Linked DNA regions of Mus musculus: region 1 is linked to region 2. Evidence: chromatin loops called from intact Hi-C (ENCODE). Cell type or tissue: heart. All regions are shown on one strand. Each heading gives the region's core, and the rest is flanking DNA. Links, peaks and the distances in the headings are about the cores only.

Region 1 (10,602 bases), core at 1,191-9,190, 100 kb after region 2:
AAAGATGCCAGAGATCTCCTTATGAGGCTTTGACTCCAAGATAGACTTGGAACATTTGCCTCTGTTCTTACTCAGGAACAAGACGACCAGAACAAAGTAAACTTAAAAAGGTAAACAAATTCGGAGAGCTAAAGGATTTGGCAGCAGATCAAATTAAAGTCTTTTCCTACTATAGGCTCAGGTCATTGTGTAGCATATAAGATTTGGGGCTACATATGGTATGCCACTCAAGGAAAAGATACAGCAATAGAGTTAGAGTGGCTAGGGTTATCTCTGACCTACACAGGGGCTTATATTGATAGATAAAGAATGGTGTGGATAAAAGGTAAAAGAATGAAATACTAAGATCCTCCCCTTCTTGGAAAAGTTAGTTTGTGCAGGCCCACTGTCATGTCATATGACCAAGGAACAAAAGAATACCAAGATTAGATATAAGAATAAATCCTATTTGATATAAACATTTTATTACAGCAGAAATTGAATAATAACTGCAGCAGCTTTGGTCTGAAGATTTTTCTTGGGCCTAATGACAATTAACACTCTGACCATTAAGAGTTAATAATACACTGCAATACTTGGCAATCTGCCCAGGCTGGCATGGAGAATTTCTCTCTGTCTAGTGCCCTTGAAAGTGCAAGATTCTTTTTTTTTTTCTCTTTGTAGCTCTGGCTGTCCTGGAACTCACTTTGTAGACCAGGCTGACCTTGAACTCAGAAATCCGCCCACCTCTGCCTCCCAAGTGCTGGGATTAAAGGCGTGGGCCACCACCGCCTGGCTGAAAGTGCAAGATTCTTAAAAGTTGGGTTATGGGTGTGATGAGGGAAAATGATTGTGAAAGATAACTGTGTTCTGTCACAGTTCATGAAGAATGACTCAGAGGGTCTCACATGAGCTGATGGCCAGGAGCAGGGTGGGAGGCTGGGTGCATCTCTCAGTGTACATCAATCAGCATGCATACACCAAGACTAGGTTGAAGTGGAAGTTTCTGGTTGAGTCATGTGATGTAGACTCACATGGTATTTTGCTGAGGCAAGACCCATGAGAGGGCACATGATGTTTGGAGAGAGCTAGCTGTACAACACTTCACTGGCCTCACACACTTTGTTGGCCTTGCATCTTTGCTGATCTTCACTTTGTTGAGAGGGGCACAGCAGAGAACTAGCATTCTAGCTGTTCCTGGTCACATGTGCCAATTCAGTGGAGGCCTAGCGGTTTCTGCTGGATCATACCACCATTGCTGATTTATGCTTGATATCCTGACACTACTGAACTGAACTGCTGGTGTCCTGACAAAGATAGCAAATCATAGGGTAAAAATTTGTAACAGGTCAGACCCAGGAGGGTATGCCCCACGCATTCTAAGAAACAACGTTGCATTGTGAGAAGGGAACAAGCCTTAACTAGGCTCTCTCTTGCCTTTGTCGATTTTCCAAAGATCCTGGCCTGCACAAGCCTTTGGAATCTCCCCAAAGAGATAGTTCTAAACAGGCTCACATCCTCTTGTCCTATTTACCATCTTTTCTTCACTATCTTTGGATGGTGGGCTAGAAGTGGGGTTGAAGCATTTGAGAACCCTTGATAAAGGAGGTTTTGAAAGATGTGTCTATACCAGATGTTACCACGTGTGCATCTACACACAGAAAGGTGCATCTTAGCAAGTAGGCAATTCCTAGCCCTGTATCTTAGGTTCACCTTTATGAAGAAATAAATGGCAAGGCACTGTGTGTGGAAATCATTGATCAAGCCAATGTTTCATTCTGAAGACTAATGAAGCTGAGGCCCAGGGATCCTAAGAGCCAGATATAGAGTGAGACACTAAGGGATGATTATACTACACAAAGACTAAGTTCACCTCCCTGGATGCCACAAGTCTACAGCATCCTATTTCCTGGCTCTATTATTACTAGCACTTGCTGTTAAAAGACTACTGGCCTTGGGCTAAAAAGAATCCACCTAGGATCTCCTACCCCTTTACCTTGGGTGTGTCCATGTTAGGATCCATATGACCTTGAGGGCTTTGACACTATTGAATAAACATGAACCACAGAGCTGGAGCCTGGTTACATCCTGTTCCCTTCTCACATTGCCAGGTGTTTTCTTGGAACACATGGGGTGCACCCTCCTGGGCCTGACTTGTCACAAATTGTCTCCCTATGTTTCAGTATCCGCCAATGGGGCTTGCTAGAACACTACAGTAGAAAGAGCTGTGAACTAAGGCATACTTCTTGATTCGTAACAGGCAGAGGTAACATTCTGATGAGTTACTGACTGCAGCCATGCTGGGACTGAAGGGTCTAGTCAAACAGTCTTGGACTCTGGATTCTTGTAGAATTTAACAACAGATTTGCAGGCCTTGCAACTGAATAGTCCTTTTGCTACGTTTGTTAAAAGAATTTCCTAATCTCTTACTGTAGAAGAGCAAATATAACAAGATAGCCACATTCATTTCCGTAACTGCTCACTCAAGGTTTGCTTAAGAGAGAAGAACATTTGGAATGCTGATTGTTAGTGATTATCATGGCAACCTTGTTATCTTCCCCCACTTTTCCCCCAAGCACAACCTGAGGTTTAAGGGAATGTTCCCCTCATTTTTATAATCACGGTGACTATTCAAGGGGAAAGGACAGTGGGAATTCGACAGAAGGAGCACCCTGGCCAGAGGTGCTGCCACAAGGAGCTGTCTTGTAAAGTTAACTTGCTTTGACAAGTTCCAGATGTGATTCACAGGGCCAGAAATTCTGATTACTGAAGCCTAACACCATCTGGGAGACATGATTTCTGTCAGATAGAAGAGTGTTTAGAAGATCTTTGTCTCTTTCTAGGATCAAATACCAGAATGTATATTGGCTTCTGTTCTAATTTTAAGGCTGATATTTGAGATGCTCTCTTTTATGTTGTTTCTAAGAAGGCACTAACGATTCTCGTTTGCGGGTCTCTGTTTTCTCTTTTGATAGTTGGTCCCCACATTACTTCCTTACCTATGCAATGACCATGAGAGATGGGAGCTCTATATTCTTGAAGTGTATAGCTTGGGCTGGAGAGTTCGATGCACTGGTAAAGCCCTTGACCTAGAAGAGTGAGAACCTGAATTGGAGGCCAAAAAACCATATTTTTAAAGTGGGGTTTGTGTGTGATCTTGTGATCCCAATAACAGGAAGGCAGAAGTGGGTGGAACTTATAGAAAGCTGGCCAGCCTGCCTAGCCTAGTTGGAGAGTTCGAAGTCAAAGAAAGACCCTGTCTCAACAAAACAAAAGATAGACAGCACCTGAGAAATGATGAAACCTGAGGATATCCTCTTGCTTCTACCCACATGCACACAGATACACATGCACCCTCCTACACACATGTGTGCATACACTCACAGACAAAGTATATAACTCAAGCTCTTTGAGAAGACCTTGATTCCCCACTGGCTCCCTATATCTCTGAAAACAAAGTTCTTGCTTTGGAGGAAGAGTCAGAGAGGTATTTCTAGCATTGAATGATATCTGGGGATAAACTGTCTATGTGTTGAGTGTGTGCAGTGTATGTGAATGTATGTGAGTGTGTGTGTGTTCATAGTGGTGGTACTAGGGAGTGAACTCGGGGCCTTGAAGTTGAGGAGCGTGAAGAGCTCCACCACTGCCTCACACCTATGACAGCTCTCCCTTACCTTTACACTTTTATTTTTTTTAGCTTTTGAACTAAGGTCTCTCTAATGTAGCCGAGATTGCCTTCAAACTTGTGATGATCCTCCTGTCTCATCTTCCCAAGTGCTGAAATTACAACATAACCATCATTCCTAGTTTCTTCCCTTCCTTCTTATCATCAGACTCACTGACTGTCCAGTCATGCTTTAAAACAAAGAAACTTTAAAAATGTATTTACATCGATGTTCTGCCTCCATAGAGGTCTGTCAGGTCACCTGGAACTGGAGTTACAGACAGTTGTGAACTGCCATGTGGGTACTGGGATGTAAACCTTAGTCCTTTGAAAGAGCAGCCAGTGCTCTTAAACGCTAAACCATGTCTTCAGCCCTGCAGCCATGCTTTTAACAAGGACAAGGGTATGGTGGCTAATCTTGGTTCTCAGCTTAGCTGCATCTGGAATGAACTGAAACTCAAGCATGTGGGTCTTCCTATGAGGGACTTTTCTAGGTTTGTTTGTTTGAGGTGGGAGATCCACTGTAAATCCCGATCATCTGAGATGAGAAGGTCCACCGTGAATCTAGACCACCACTGCTGCTGGCAGCCCACACAGTCGGAAGTAAGAGAAGGAAGCTTTGCTCTTTGCCTGCTCCCCTTGCTCTCACTGGCAAGTCCATTTACCCTGATGCTGAGCTGTCATTGGTGTTGGAACCACTCCTTTGGAAGCAAACTGAAGGTCAGAAGCTCTCTAGGAATTCCCTGGGACACCAGCAGCAGATTGGAACTACTGAGACATCCAGCAAAGATACCAGATTCTTTGCCTTTCCATTGTTGGACAACCTGGACCACAGCATGCATGCCACTCTGATAAATAGCACATACACATATATACACATTCACATAAATACATACATTCACACATCTGCATACTCATTCTGTCAATTCTGTTCCTTAAAGAACCCTGACTAATAAAATCAGCATAGAGTTTTGTCATATTTTCTCCATCTGTGCCTTGTGGAAGATTATGAGGTAAATGTATTTTTCATGGGCAAAAGGTAAATTGGGGCTTTCTTGTAAAAAAAAGAACTATCAGAAAACACTACTTATAATTCTTCACTATTAATGCTAAAGTAAAAAAAATATTTGTGGTCTTTCACTGTGTTAACTAATCTAATGAATGGTAATAATACTAACTCCTTAGAAATTCTTTTACTATGTATGTATTTACACACATACACACACCTGTATACCATGTAAACAGATTGTAGCATGAAAATCACAGTTATGATATTCCAGGAGCTAGTAAAAATTATTGATTGAATAAACATGCCTATAGCTGGACACTCTCTCTGGTCTGGGCTAGGCTGCTCTAGTGGAGGTGGACTGTCGTCTAAGAATGTCAGAGCTGGGGTTGTCAAGTTCTGGCTATGGCATGACTCTCGATAGTGGGGTTACCTGAACAAGAGGGGCCAAAATTCCAGCATTGATGGGGTAGGGAATTTCCTGGCCCAGTCCCTTACTGAGGCCCTGGCAGAGCGTAGTTGCCAGGCCAGGAGGGATCATTCTTTTTGGAGATGCAACCGGTGTTAAGAGTCCGATGCATAATCCAGTGGATCACTCCACACCCACGCAATATAGACTTAGTGGGTTACTAAAAGACGCGAAATTGGGATAGCTTTTTGACTGCCTTATTCACCACCGTTATTCGCTCAGTCCCTAAAAACTGGTTTATATCACAACTAAATAAATGATCAACATACATTGCAGCTGGTCTCTACTATAAGATCCTCAAGAACCAGTGGTTAAACTTTTTGTTTTTCGTTGAGAAAAGTAAAACCGGACTCAACCAAGTGCCTTTTACCCGAGAAGTGTCCAGCGTGTTGAGACCACAGTGTGAGGCCGAGAGAGAACGCTAAGGACCGGGCGACGGGACGAGGAATCCCGGGCGCCTTTTTAGTCCTGGGGCTCGCTAACTCAGCAAAGGACCACCGAGCCCTCTCTGCTGCACTCTTCCTTTCCGACCGCCCCGCCTTGAAAAACCACGCCTCTTGCGCAGGCGCCGAGGGCTTCGGAATGCGCATGAGCAATTCAAAGCAGCGCGGGAAGAATCGCGCATGCGCGCCTGGCGGCCCGGCTCAGTGGGACGCTCCTGAGGGAAGCGACCGCGGACGTCCTAACTTCTGTGAACCGTGAGTTTCTGACAGTTTTCCCCCCTGCCGTGGACGGTGAGGGACCGGGGACGAGTTCTTGATCGTGACTTAGGTCGTGTCGCCCTGCGGGCATCCCGCGGCGGGAAGAGGTGCGCCTGCGCACTGAGCTTCCCGTTGGCACTGGCGGACAGTCCGCCCTACGCACTCGCCCAGGGCGGCCCATTCATTCATTTATCCTTCTGTTGGCACCCTGCTGCCCTCGGTCGGCTCCAGTCGAGTGGAGTGTCACGCCCTGGCGAGCGACTTCCTCCCGGGCAAACCGCAGTCCTTCCCCGCAGCCTCCCGGGGATCCCTAGCCGGCTGCAGCCCGCTCCACCTGTCCCCCGCGGGAGTGCTCGCCGCAGGCCAGTGGCAGCGACGCCGCTCCGGCTGGGATTTGGACATATGGTGCGGGTTTTAGTGCTACCTCCTGAAGGGCAGGTGGTTTGGTGCGTGCCTGCTTGGGTGAGCTACTTCGCCCTTCTCACCGTGTTGTGATTTTCACAGCTGCTGCTCTCGCCTGTGCACATGACCCCGTAGCCCGCTCTTTGCATCCCAGTCGTGCGTAGTGGAAGCCTCTTTGGGGACTCAGATGGAGGAGCCAATGGCGTTTTCTTCCCTTCGTGGCAGTGACAGGTGTCCGGCTGATGACTCTTTAAAAAAATATGAGCAGAGTGTTAAACTTTCAGGTATGTGCTCAATGCCACGGTCACACGGTTCTGAAGTCGCACGGGCAGCCAGTCTGCATCTTCTAATTCGAGGAAAGGGGAAAAAAGAAATGTAATTAAATTACACTCCCAGAAATAAACAGAAAAACCACACACACACCTGACTAGTAAACTGAGTTGTATGTTTAAATTTCACATGTCAACATAATATCATGAAGTCTAGATTTAGGATTGGATCGCGTTTTAAGAGGTGTGGAATCCAGTTTTCATTTTAGAGGACGTCGGTTGGGTCCAAATATTAGTGGCTTTTTAGGAAAGCATGTTTGTTGACACCTGACTTTTTTCTTCCACACCCACTGTAGCCTTACTGTGTAAAGTTTGGTTTTAGGAATTGGTGGGGAAGGGATTAAGGATTCATAAACAAAATTCACAGGCAGAAACAAGTGGAATGTTTGTAACGGATACTTTTTTCTTCGTAAAGTGGAATGTAGCTCAGCCGCAGACTCTAGTTTTAGAAGGTGGCTGAAAAGTCCCATATTGTGTACTTTCAGCAGGACATAGAGGTAAACGTCTGTAAACCCAAGGGGAGGTGGAGATCAGGAGTTCAACCCTGCCTCAGCCCCACCCCAAGAAACACTGTGCACAGTGCCCATGTGGTAGTGTTCACTTAACATACATGTTTGTAAACAAAATTCCAGTTGACTGTATTCTTTCCTAAAAGCTAGCCATCTTTGTCCTAAGAAAATTTAGACTTATCCAAAAAGATACTAATTTTGACTTTTAATTTATGATACACAATTTATATACCCCCCCCCAAAAGCTTTAACCCCATTTAAAAAAGCATAACATCACATATTTTTGAATTCTGGCTAAAACCAAACTGTCCGTTGTTGTTAGAACAATGGTCCTCTTCCTGGTGATGAACAACACAGTTACTTCAGAACTTAAAAACTTGGGAGTCCCCTTCTCCCTTCCCCGTGCTCCCCCTGGGTGCAGTCCTCCCACTCTCCGGCTTGTTTGCGCTGTATATGCTGCTGCTGCTTGTCCTGGTTGGTGTCCTCCTATGCCGTTAGATTCATCTCGAAACACTGCTGTTACCTAGTTTTCCTTTTTAATTTTTAAAAAACAATAGCCTGTTTTTCAGTATGGCTTTTCTTTTTAATTAGCAAGTACACATACAGTGCAGACATTCAGTTTTCCATATTCAGTTTGACTTCTGGTGCACATTGTTTATTAATTAAAGGGGTCACACATGCATGAATTTGATCTAGTTCTAGAATTATTTTCAGGGGAATTCTCCTTTTTTAATATCTTGAAAATCTGGTGGACTAATAGGGTGAACTTTATTTGAAAGGTTTTGTAACTTTTATGGTATGCAGCATAGGACATTGCAAATGGTTCCCATAATAATTTTTTAAAGCATGCTGAACTCTTATCCATGGGATTCTTTAATGTGATTTTTAAAAAATATATCTATTTATTTTATGTATATGAGTACACTGTTGCTGTCTTCAGACACACCAGAAGAGGGCATCGATGCCATTACAAGATGTTTGTTAGCCACCATGTGGTTTCTGGGAACTGAACTTGGGACCTCTGGAAGAGCAGTCAGTGCTCTTAGCAGCTGAGCCATCTCTCCAGCCCCTAATGTGACTCGCTGTGTTAGAAACATAACTTCAGTAAAGACTAACACTGATGAGGCCTGGACATACAGTATATCAGATCGTGAAGCCATTGTGTAATTAGGCTTTATCTAACTCCTTATTGAAGTTTTGCTGCTGTTGTTAGTTTTGGTGGGGGTTTTGGAACATTTTGTCTATCTTTGTATATGTAGAACCAAAGAGGATTCAGCACACAATAGGGGCTTGATATAAATAAATAATATAAAGTAAATACTTGGTGTAGCAGGTGAATAGCAAAGCCCTTTGTTTAGTAGTATTGTTGACTCATGTTTATTGAAGAAAATTTGGGAAATTTTGAAAGCCAAAGTATTTTCCACTGTTTAGTGTCACAGGATTTTCCCTGTCAATTGGACATTACATTAAAATGGTATTGTGTATGTGTGTATATGTCTGTGTTTATGTCTGTGTGCGTCTGTATTTATGTCTGTGTGTGTTTGTGTTTATGTTTGTGTATTTGTCTGTGGTGTGTGTATGTGTGTCTGTCTGTGTGTGTGTGGGTGTGACTCTGTGTCTATATAAATAGAACACACACACGCATATACATTCATGTAGAGGCCAGAGGACAGTCTTGTGTATCATTCCTCAGGTACTCCTCACCTTTCTGTCTTTTTGGCCTAGAGCTCACCCGTTTAGCTAAGCTGGCTGGCAAGTGTGTCCCAGAGATCTTTCTGTCCGCTGCTGGGGCACTGGGATCACTGTGTGCCACCATGCCTGGCTTTTTTACATGGGTTTTGGGATCGGTCTCAGGTCCTCGTGCTTTCAGGGCAAGCATTTAACAACAGAGCCATCTTCCCGGCCCTAGGATACATATTTTAAAAACTAACTTGGGATCCTAATCAACTTAGTTCTAATGTCTCCCTCAGCAGTAGGAGTTAGATTCAGAGTTTTGTATTGTTCGGCAAGTACCCCACCACTGAGCAACACCCCCAGCTTCTCTGATCTGTGGTTTGTATTGTTGGACAAGTACCCCACCACTGAGCAATACCCCAGCTTCTCTGATCTGTGGTTTGTATTGTTGGGCAAGTACCCCACCACTGAGCAATACCCCCAGCTTCTCTGATCTGTGGTTTGCTTGGTATACTGTCTTGAAAATTTCTTGTGTACTTAACTGCTCTACAGCTCAATTTGAATTCCATTGCTTAATACCTGAAGATTCTTCTGTGGTTCTTGAATCAGTAGTTTATTAGATTTTATGTTACTGCCTCCACTTATTTTAGCTATGCATACTTTTATATTTATTTAGAATTAGTGGTTTTTCTGGGGTTTGAGATAGAGTATGCTGTTAACTTTGGGAATATATTAAATGACTTTTCCCCACAATTTAGAGAACCTTAGAAGACTTGTTCTGAGGATAGACTGACCATTCTGTGTGTAAAACTTTCCCAGCCTGTGGGATTTCTGTCTCTGCTAAAGGGAGTTGATTTCAGGATTATCGAACGGTGCCCTGAGTATGCCATCTAGTGATCACAGCACCACCTGTCTCACCCAGCTTTAGTCCTTTTTGCTTTAAACTTAGCATTTTCATCTTAAAGGCCAGATATATACTGACTGTATCTTAGTGTGTACCTTTAGTACAGTACACAGTTTCCATGTTTAATTTTTCTGGCTTTTTATTTTTCCTGCTAGTTAAAATTTTGTGACTAGCAATTTCTTAGCAATTCTTGGTTTTTGTTTGTTTGTTTGTTTGTTTGTTTTGTTTTTTCTTGAGACAGGGTTTCTCTGTATAGCCCTGGCTATCCTGGTGCTCACTTTGTAGACCAGGCTGTCCTCTCGAACTCAAAAATCTGCCTGCCTCTGCTTCCCAAGTGCTGGGATTAAAGGTGTGCGCCACCACCGCCCGGCTTTCTTAGTAATTCTTATGGAGTTTTGATGTTTATCATTGTGGTTAATTACTTATTTTAAAATATAATTTATTGTTTGATTTTTTTTTTTTAACCTAAGAAATTATAAGCTTGGTATTTGGGAGGCAGAGGTGGGTGATCATAAGCCCTGGCCAGCTTGGGCCGTAAAAAGACCCTGACCCAAGCCAACATGAACAACAAAACCCTGACTGTATCTCATTAGTTCTAACTTCCTCCATAGGTATTAAAAGAGATATTGAGGAGCTTTGTGAAGCTGTACCACAACTAGTCAATGTGTTCAAAATTAAGGACAAAATTGGAGAAGGTAAGTTAAAGGTGTGTTCCACCTTTGTTAAACTGTCGAAACCATAATAGTGGTAGGAACTGTGGTAACAAGTTTTCTCCTCCTTTCAACAGAATGAAAGTAATAAATGTTTAGGATAGAATAGTCATAACTTAGTATATCACAGTTTCTTAACAGAATTGTCTTTATTAGCATTTTTTAAGCCTAACGTTGGAATATTTGCTTGATTGCTTCATAGGCACCTTCAGCTCTGTTTATTTGGCCACAGCACAGTTGCAAGAAGGACATGAA
Region 2 (10,602 bases), core at 1,729-9,728:
ACGAATTATCTATCATCTGAGGTCTTCTAATTATTAACTGGAAATATGAGGTCTAGGTTTTTATTAATAAAATTAAATAAACATCATGCACTGAGGTATACAGTTATACTCTCAGCACCTGAGAAGTTAAGGCAATAGGATGATGAGTGTGAGACAAGTCTAGACTATATAATTAACTGAAGGCCAGCCTGGGCTACATACCAAGATACTGCTTCACAGCATCAACCAGGTAATAAACAATATAAAATAGCATGTGATAACATTACTTTATGAGCCAGGTTGTTATGGAGGTTAAAAGATATATTGCACAAGCAAAATTTCAAATTATAATGTATTTTTCAAGTCTAAGGTATTATTAATATGGAATTAGCACCTGCAGGGAAAGATTAGACTGGGTATACCAACATGGGCTTCCTTGTAAAGCACCTCCTGTCTCTTAGAAAGCTGAGAACCAGGGGATGACATTAGGGATGGATGGTTTCCTAGGAAAGAGATTCAAGAAATGGTAACATGAAATACTAAAGCCCTTACGATAGTGTTGCTGTATTATGAAACTAAATGATTACAGTGATTTTCACTGAGTAGGGAGTGACTAACTCCTCTTGAATAGGTGGCTGTCTGGAGGAGCAGCATTTAACTGACTACTTTACCTTAGATAGTAACATTGTATTTGTACCTTGATATACTGGAAAGGGAAGGCCTTGGAGTAAAACCAAACTCTTTAAGGTCCACATTTTGAGATTTGTTCATCTGTATCTACAAATTAAAAACAAAAAATGCTATTACAATTTCAACTATCACTTTCACAAATAAACCAAATAGTAAAGTTTTTGCAGGTAAATAAAGCCCAGAAATCAATGAATTAGGAGAGTCTTGGACTAGTTCTCAACTCAAATATTCTTCTCAGCCCCTTCTTAAAAATAAGATAATTTTCATAGTTTTTGTTTGTTTTAACTTATCCCTCTCTTCTCACTCTATATATGATATACTGTCAGAAAGATCTTCTGACTTCCATGCCTTAAATTACATTTCTACAGATGACTCTCAAATTCATATTTCTATTTTTGTTCCCTTTCTCTTCTGATTTCTAGGCATAGCCAACTGCCTCTAGGGCATCTTTATGTGGATATCTTGGTTTTTGCGATATGGTATTTGAAAATTGAACTCAGAATTCAGATGAGAATTCCCCCACGGCTTATGTATTTCAACACTTCATCCCCGGCTGGTGGCATTGTTTGGGAAGGTTTACAAGGTGTGGCTTTTCTGGAGGAAGTATGTCACTGGAGGTAGGCTTTGAGAGTTTAAAGAATCCTGCCATTTCATGTTGTGCTCTCTGCTTCATATGTGCAGTTCAAGGTGTGGGCCCTTAGCTTCTGCTCCTGCTGCCATGCCTCCCCCTATGTTAAACTCACCCTCTGGAACCAAAAATTCAAATACCCTCTTGTGTAGGTTTCCTTAGCCATGGGATTTTTATGACATCAATAGAAAAGGAACTGGTACACAAACTTTAGGCAAGCACTAAACCACTGAGCACTTTACTACTTCCAGCCCTAAATCCAGTGTTTCCTAAACTGAATCTATTCTGTCTTCCCTAACTTGATTTCCCTTCACTCTCTCTGCTCTAGAGAGGCCCAGCTTTCTACCAGTTGATCAAGCCAGAAAGCTGGGCATTGACTTTAGCTGCTTCTTTCACCTTGCCCTCACAAGCAATGAAGTACCTCTGAAAAAAATGCTTTAAGCCCAGTCACTTCTCCATGGCCTACCCAACACCCTGGATTACCACCATTTGCTTCAATTCCGGCAAAACAACCTAATGAGTTTCCATGTGTCTTAGTTAGGGTTTTACTGCTGTACAGACACCATGACCAAGGAAACTCTCATAAGGACAACATTTAATTGGGGCTGGGTTACAGGTTCAGAGGGTCAGTCCATTAACATCAAGGTGAGAACATGGCAGCATCCAGGCAGGCATGGTGCAGGAGGATCTGAGAGTTCTATCTACATCTTCATCTGAAGGCTGCTAACAGAATACTGACTTCCAGGCAGTTAGGATGAGGGTCTTAAAGCCCACGCCCACTCGAACAAGGCCACACCTTCTAATAGTGTCACTCCCTGGCCCAAGCATATACATCATCACATCATGTTCCTACTTTTAAAAATCTTTAAACTCCTCCTCTTCATTGCAGCTAGAATGATCCAGCTCTGAGCATATCATTGATTAAAGCACCTTAATATTTCTAGATATTTTGAGTGTGAAATATAAATCTCTAAAATAACAAAATTGTTTGCATGTTGTTCCTATTCTCCTCTCGGCCTCACTGCTCACTACTTTTCCAGATATACTGCTACTTCAGCTACTTGGGACACCTCTCCACTACCACCAAATACTCCAGACCTTTAAATTTTAGTCTACTTATCTTCATCACTATGTGTGACTAGCCTACCAAGCAGTAAACACTTGCTGCTTCCAGCCTTGGGGGCAAGAATCCAAATTTACTTCAGAATTTCCAACCTGGACCAGCTCAAAGCCAAGACAGGGCAACCTTTCCTGGTTCCAGCTACTGCTGCCCCAAGTCGAGCTCAGACTCTCTTTCTCGTTCTCTAATTTGAGCAGTCACTAGACTTGGGAAGGAAGGGGCTGCACAGTTAGGTTCCAAAAATAGATTTATCAAGTGATTATAAATTATGATCATTCCTAGTTGAGCCCATAAAGACTTTTAAAGAACACTGTAGCTCTCCACTTTCCTAAGTGACACAGAGGACAAGTGATATTTGCATTTGCTTAACTGCAGAGCAAAGGATAAAAACTTGCCTTGAGTCGCTTGGCTAGAGGAAGAGAAGAAACAGCATCTCTGCTTTTTAAGTCAGACAGATATGAAGACATTGCTGACTCTTTAACTTCCGGCTTTTGTGCAACTCCAATTTTACCTGTGAAAAGAAAGCACAGATTCCTCTCTGGTCACTTCTGTTTTTTAAGGCAGGATCTTGTTATGCAGCTCAATCTGGCCTTCAACTCACAATCTTCCTGTCTCAGCCTCCAAAGTACTGGATAATAGATATGACCAGATGGCCAGTGAAACTTTAGATTTTTTTTTTTTGTATTACAGTTTTTGGTAGTATTAAAAAACAAAACTAAACTAAATGTCTTTGAAATGTCAAATCTAACGTTTAGTTTTTTCATGTTGTTTTTCCCTACCACAAAGGAAAACTATTTGTAAAGTTATAAGTTGAATGATGTAAGTATCATACATAGAAAATTAGCATATGATTATTATTCACTAAATACACTTCTTTTTAAAAAGTTTTTATCCTTAATTGTATGTGTGTGTGTGAGCACATGAGTGCAGGCACCCTTGGAGGCCAGAAGAGGGGGTCCCAGACCCTGGACCTGAAGTCGTGGAGCACTACTGTGGGTGACTGGACCTGGACTCAGCCCTCTGCAAGGACTTTGAGGTAACCCTAACAACACTCACAGCAGTCATGTCCACATGCGTGTTTATTTTTACAGTGATGATGGCATTCTCTGTTCCCAGGTTTTTTGCAGGTAGCCATTCCTAAATTAATGTAAGAAAGAAATCCATTTGTTAATATAAATACTATTATAAATTTAATACAAACACTTTCAGTCCATTCTTTTTTATAAGGTAGTAGCAAGAATACAACTTTCACACTTTTTCAAATATTAGCCTATACAGTTTTTTAAAAAAGATATTTCTAGTAGCAGTCTCTGTCCCACTATCAAATTCACCCCAGCTTTTCATATGGAACATTTAGCCACTTAAAAGCAGCTTTCAGCTTCTCTAATGTAAGTACAACCAAATACAGCAGAGTATCAACAACAAATTTTATCCTTATAGAAGAATGAAGACAGGGATTTTAAACTTTGTTATGTACTTAAAGCTGAGCATTTGGAAAAAGCAAATCTCACAGCATTTTGGGGGCATCCTGATTGGTTAGGAAATAGGATGTCATATAAACTTAGTGAATTATAAATAAATGCTTTAGGGACATAAAATTTGCTACAAGAATTCAAAGAAAGGAAAGAATACTTCCAGCTTGGTGTCTCTAAGCTATAACAAATGTATCCACATATATAATTTATTAATCACATATATTATATTGATATAAATTAATATCTCTATATAAGTATATAAAATTAATATCTGATCATCTGTGGGTTTTCTGTATTATTATTATTAATTATTATTATAGTACTAGGGATTGAGCACAGGTTCTGTGCATGCTAAATTAGCACTCTACCACTGAGCTGTACCCCAGCCTGCTTTTCCTATCTTTTGTTTTGAAAAAGCATCTAAGTTGCCTTGAACACCTGAGCCTCCTGCCTCAGTTCTCTAACTAGAACTGCTACCAGGCCTGCCACATTTACTATGTTTTAAATATATTTCTCTTGGTTTTAGTTCTGACTAGTAACATTGAGGAGGGGAGGATATGTTAATTGTCCTTAGAGGATAAAAGGGTCTGGACACAGGAAGGGGACAAGGAGAAAATATTCCATATAGAGGTGACCATGGGACACAAGACTGTGGGCACAGTCTTTGCTGTAACACAAATGTTAAATGACCTGGAATACTGCCGAGTATTGAAGACATTTATAACCTTCCTTGGCCTTTGTTTTTAGTGTCCTTGTTCAATCTTTTCAAGTCATGGCACAGTTAGACACTTAAAATCTATCTGAGGCAGTCTGGAGAAACTGATGAGGTGTCTCACTACAAAGGCAGGCGTCTCATCTCTTTGAGGACTGAAATGGTTGGTATGGTAGGTACTCTATGGTTTGGATATAAAATGTACCCCCAAGGCTCAGGTATTGGTCCCTGACTGGTGACCGGTGCATGCAGGCTGTTGCTGTCCTCTCTGGACCAATTCATCCAGGGTTTTATAACCCAGCACCATCAAGAATGGCGCTAGGACATGGGGTCTAGCTCCTCAAGCTTGGGCAGGGATTGCTTTGGAAGACTTATCTCGTCCCTGGCTCCTATGTGTTTCTTTCTGCTCCTAGATGTCATCGATAAGCAGCTCTGCCCAACCACACCTTGACCCCAATGCTCACGACCTCACAGGTCCAGAACCACTGCAGCAGCTAGCATGAGCGAGCTAAAACTGCTGAGCTGAAATAAATCCTTCCTCAGTTAAATTGTTTCAGGTGTTACAGTGACAAAATCTGTGTAGCAGTGTGTTGGCCACTTGTCTTGATGCTGTGACAAAACATCTGACAACTGGAGACAGACAGCTCAGCGGTTAAGAGCATGAACTGCCTTTCAGAGAACCCAAGCTCACAGAAGCCAGAGTGATTCACAACTGCCTGTAATTCTCACTCCAAGGAGATTCAACCCCTCTGTCCTCTGTGGGCACCTGCATTCAGGTTCACATACCCACACAGAGCACATACACTTCCTGAAACCAGAAGTGTGTTTCCTATGTGATTGTAAATCCAGTCAAATTCACAGCGAAGATTAACTGTCACATACAAGTGCTGAGAGTATTAGTAATAATAATAAATCCCTGGCACCTGAAAGCAAATAGTTATACTACAGTGTTCTCAACTGAACAAGACTTGGAAAATACAAACAACACTCAGATAAAGCCATTTTGTGACTACAGTAAAAGACAGAAAAAATTTCTGTGTAATTATTTCTGAAACTAGAGATAAGAAAAAAATCTCAAAATCTAGAAAAATAATGGAACATCCCCATCTTCTGGCTAATACAGATGTCTACTATACTGTAAAAAAAAACCTCTTTCCAAAATAAAGTGTTAATGCCAGGTGTGTGTGTGTGTGTGTGTGTGTGTGTGTGTGTGTGTGTGTATGTGTGTGATTGTGTATGTGAGTGTATGTGTGTGTGAGTGTGTGTGTGAGAGTGTGTGTGTGTGTGTGTGTGTGTGGCCAAGAACAACTTGTTGGAGCTGGTTCTCTCCTACCACATGGATCCAGGGATCACTTAGATTGGACTTTGTCTCCAGTGTGTGCATCTAATCACAGACTTGCCTTCTCTGTGACTATTCTTGTTCTTTTCATCTATGGCCTATTATTACACTTATAGCAGCAAATTGATGCTTAATTTCTAGGAGGCTGCTATTATGTTTATATCCTGGAACTGTCCCATTGGTCTTCTATCCACTTGTGTTTGCTTTGAGGTTTTCCACATTCCACATTTTCCTCAACTATCTGGTCACCCTCAGTTGTCTTCTACTGTGTATGTAAGAAACCTAACTTGTAGCAGATGCAGAGTACATGCTCAAACTACAGGCTTAACATATAGAAAATTGGAAGTGTCTAATCTCTGTGGTCAACTTCCAGAGCCTTTTCTCTCAAGCATTCTTCCTCTGGAGTTATGGTAGCTGTGCTGATTCTACCTGAAAGGGTCCATTTTACTCACTTAGAGAAAACCTACTATTTAGGAGATGAGATGACTAGGAGGAAATGCCTTGTATATTGTTCTTTTGTCATAAAGCTTCTTCATAAAGACTTTTGAGAGCTGTGGTTTGAAAAGCGGCCACAAGATGGTGCACCAGGACAGTGTATGCAACTGTGCTCCCCTTAGCAGAAATTAACTGGGGTCTAGAAACTTGACAGGAACTCTGGGGACTCCTCAGTATTTCATGGCAGGATTCGAAGGTCTCATCAGGAATGAGGAGTGTATGCTCTCTGTATTGATGAAATATTGTTTAGCTATTTTATTTATTTATTTATTTATTTATTTATTTATTTATTTATTTTTTGGTTTTTTTCGAGACAGGGTTTCTCTGTATAGCTCTGGCTGTCCTGGAACTCACTTTGTAGACCAGGTTGGCCTCAAACTCAGAAATCCGCCTGCCTCTGCCTCTCAAGTGCCGGGATTAAAGGCATGTGCCACCAGGCCTGGCTGTTTAGCTATCTCTTAAGTGCTGTTGATGGGTGGTGTAATTCATTCTGAAGCTCCTAGGCTGTGTTTTAGTTTGAATAGCCTCTGTAGACGTGACAGTGAGGTAGTTTGTGAGTCTCCTACTATTATTACTGTGTCAGGACCCATGTGACCTTTAATGCTATTACTCTTTATTTCAGAAACTGTGAGCCCCACGACTGAGTACATGTTGAGGTACACTGTGTGAAGGTGTGTCTCTGTGGTCTCAATTGTTAATTCTGTTCCAGCAGAGAGCTAAATGCTGGCAGAATCTTGGTCTTGTTATTTTTATGGCCCATCACCTGGCTCATATTCTGTAAATACTTGTTCTTCCTCACCTGCCTAAGGCAGTCTAGAATTATATCTGACTAGCTGTAATAAAAAGCTGATGGCCAATAGCTGGGCAGGCAGTGGAGGATGGATCTTCCAGGCAGAGAAAATAGAGGTGGGTGTGATGGTTTGTATATGTTCTGCCCAAGAAATGGCACTGTTAGAAGGTTTGGCCCTGAGAGGAGAGGTGTCCACCCCGCCTGGGAGGGCTTTGCCAGAGCACCTGGGGGAGCCATCTTGGTTCCCAGATCCCTCAGAGACTAGTCTGCGCAGGTGAGAGTGTGGACTACAGAAGCTACACAGCTTCTGTGACAGACGGAAGCGACACAGCTTCTGGGACAGGCCCTGTTTTGGGCCTTTATCTTCTGTCAGGAGGCAGGTCCAAACACCAGATATCTGTGGCACCTTCCCTGCAAGAGGAGAGCTTGGCTGCAGAGAGCACTCTCACCACTGAAACTCAGGACAGAGCTAGTCTCCCAGGTCTGCTGATAGAGGCTAACAGAATCACGGGAGGAACAAGCTCCAACCAGAGACAACTATAACAACTAACTCCAGAGACTACCAGATGGCAAAAGGCAAACATAAGAATCTTACTAACAGAAACCAAGACCACTCACCATCATCAGAACCCAGCATTCCCACCTTAGCCAGTCCTGGATTCCCCAACACACCCAAAAAGCTAGACCCGTATATAAAAGAATATCTCATGATGATGGTAGAGGACATCAAGAAGGACTTTATTTTTGTTTTTGTTTTGTTTTGTTTGTTTTTGTTTGTTTGTTTTTGTTTGTTTTTTTTTTTTTTTTGTTTTTTCGAGACAGGGTTTCTCTGTATAGCCCTGGCTGTCCTGGAACTCACTATGTAGACCAGGCTGGCCTCGAACTCAGAAATCTGCCTGCCTCTGCCTCCCAAGTGCTGGGATTAAAGGCGTGTGCCACCATGCCCGGCTTTTTTTTGTTTTTGTTTTGTTTTGTTTTTGTTTTTGTTAAGAAGGACTTTAATGACTCACTTAAAGAAATACAGGAGAACACTGCTAAAAAGGTAGAAGTTCTTAATGAAAAACAAGAAAACACAACCAAACAGGTGATGGAATTGAACAAAACCATACAAGACCTAAAGAGGGAAGTAGACACAATAAAGAAAACCCAAAGTGAGACAACACTGAAGATAGAAACCCTAGGAAAGAAATCTGGAACCATAGATGTGAGCATCAGCAGCAGAATTCAAGAGATGGAAGAGAGAATCTCAGGTGCAGAAGATTCCTTAGAGAACATGGGCACAACAATCAAAGAAAATGCAAAATGCAAAAAGATCCTAACTCAAAACATCCAGGAAATCCAGGACACATGAGAAGGCCAAACCTACGGATAATAGGAGTAGACGAGAATAAAGATTTTCAACTCAAAGGGCCAGCAAATATCTTCAACAAAATTATAGAAGAAAACTTCACAAACCTAAAGAAAGAGATGCCCATGAACATACAAGAAGCCTACAGAACTCCAAATAGACTGGACCAGAAAAGAAATTCCTCCCGACACATAATAATCAGAACAACAAATGCACTAAATAAAGATAGAATATTAAAAGCAGTAAGGGAAAAAGGTCAAGTAACATATAAAGGCAGGCCTATCAGAATTACACCAGACTTTTCACCAGAGACTAAGAAGATCCTGGACAGATGTTATACAGACACTAAGAGAACACAAATGTCATCCCAGGCTACTATACCCAACCAAACTTTCAATTACCATAGATAGAGAATCCAAAGTATTCCATGACAAAACCAAATTCACACATTATCTTTCCACGAATCCAGCCCTTCAAAGGATAATAACAGAAAAAAAAAAAAAAAAAAAAACGAATACAAGGACGGAAACTACACCCTAGAAAAAGCAAGAAAGTAATCCTTCAACAAACCTAAAAGAAGACAGCCACAAGAACAGAATACCAACTCTAACAACAAAAATAATACAATTACTTTTCCTTAATATCTCTTAATATCAATGGACTAAATTCCCCAATAAAAAGACATAGACTAACAGACTGGCTACACAAACAGGACCCAACATTTTGCTGCTTACCGGAAAACCATCTCAGGGAAAAAGACAGACACTACCTCAGAGTGAAGGGCTGGAAAACAATTTTCCAAGCAAACGGTGTGAAGAAACAAGCTGGAGTAGCCATTCTGATATCGAATAAAATTGACTTCCAACCCAAAGTTATCAAAAAAGACAAGGAGGGGCTCTTCATACTCATCAAAGGTAAAATCTTCCAAAAGGAACTCTCAATTCTGAATATCTATGCTCCAAATGCAAGGGCAACCACATTCACTTTAGTAAAGCTCAAAGCACACATTGCACCTCACACAATAATAGTGGGAGACTTCAACACCCCACTTTCATCAATGGACAGATCGTGGAAACAGAAACTAAACAGGGACACAATGAAACTAACAGAAGTTATGAAACAAATGGATTTAACAGATATCTACAGAACATTTTATCCTAAAATCAAAGGATATACCTTCTTCTCAGCACCTCATGATACCTTCTCCAAAATTGACCATATAACTGGTCACAAAACAGGCTTCAACAGATACAAAAATATTGAAATTGTCCCATGCATCCTATCAGATCACCATGGATTAAGGCTGATCTTCAATAACAACATAAATAATAGAAAGCCAACATTCACGTGGACACTGAACAACACTCTCCTCAATGATACCTTGGTCAAGGAAGGAATAAAGAAAGAAACTAAAGACTTTTTAGAGTTTAATGAAAATGAAGCCACAACATACCCAAACTTATGGTACACAATGAAAGCATTTCTAAGAGGAAAACTCATAGCTCTGAGTGCCTCCAAAAAGAAACTAGAGAGAGCACACACTAGCAGCTTGACAACACACCTAAAAGCTCTAGAACAAAAGGAAGCAAATTCACCCAAGAGGAGTAGAAGGCAGGAAATAATCAAACTCAGGACTGAAATCAACCAAGTGGAAACAAGAAGAACGATTCAAAGAATCAACCAAACAAGGAACTGATTCTTTGAGAAAATTAACAAGATAGATAAATCCTTAGCCAGACTCACTAGAGGGCACAGGGAAAGCATCCTAATTAACAAAATCAGAAATGAAAAGGGAAACATAACAACAGATCCTGAAGAAATCCAAAACACCACCACATCCTTCTACAAAAGGCTATACTCAACAAAACTGGAAAACCTGGATGAAATGGACAAATTTCTAGACAGATACCAGGTACCAAAGTTAAAACAGGATCAGATTAATGACCTAAACAGTCCTATATCCCCTAAAGAAATAGAAGCAGTCATTAATAGTCTCCCAACCAAAAAAAGTCCAGGACCAGATGGG

Evidence for each region. Hi-C counts contacts between places; a loop is a spot of excess contacts. Peaks named below come from ENCODE experiments on the same cell type or tissue, not always from the same donor. Only the 100,000 strongest peaks of a DNase experiment are listed, where the experiment ranks them.
Region 1: a loop joins it to region 2, with 2.2 times the contacts of the local background. A loop is called at or near these places in 10 of 42 quality-filtered maps.

The regions. Positions count from the first base shown.
Region 1 is chr5:106,958,610-106,969,211 of GRCm38, forward strand. It overlaps Cdc7 (cell division cycle 7 (S. cerevisiae)), which reads left to right and starts at 5,713. Exons shown (of 12, transcript NM_009863.3): 1 at 5,713-5,816; 2 at 6,324-6,505; 3 at 10,249-10,332; 4 at 10,550-10,602. The coding sequence starts at 6,409. In heart, for the core only: a CTCF peak has its summit at 5,771; a DNase peak (open chromatin) is centred at 5,732; H3K4me3 peaks cover 2,174 bases; H3K27ac peaks cover 1,616 bases.
Region 2 is chr5:106,854,065-106,864,666 of GRCm38, forward strand. Hfm1 (HFM1, ATP-dependent DNA helicase homolog) reads right to left here. Exons shown (of 40, transcript NM_177873.3): 32 at 3,474-3,554; 33 at 2,813-2,928; 34 at 677-756. Among named protein-coding and RNA genes, the nearest start is that of Gm33327, 57 kb to the left of the region's middle. In heart, for the core only: a CTCF peak has its summit at 6,515 (motif pointing right); no DNase peak of the experiment used is centred there.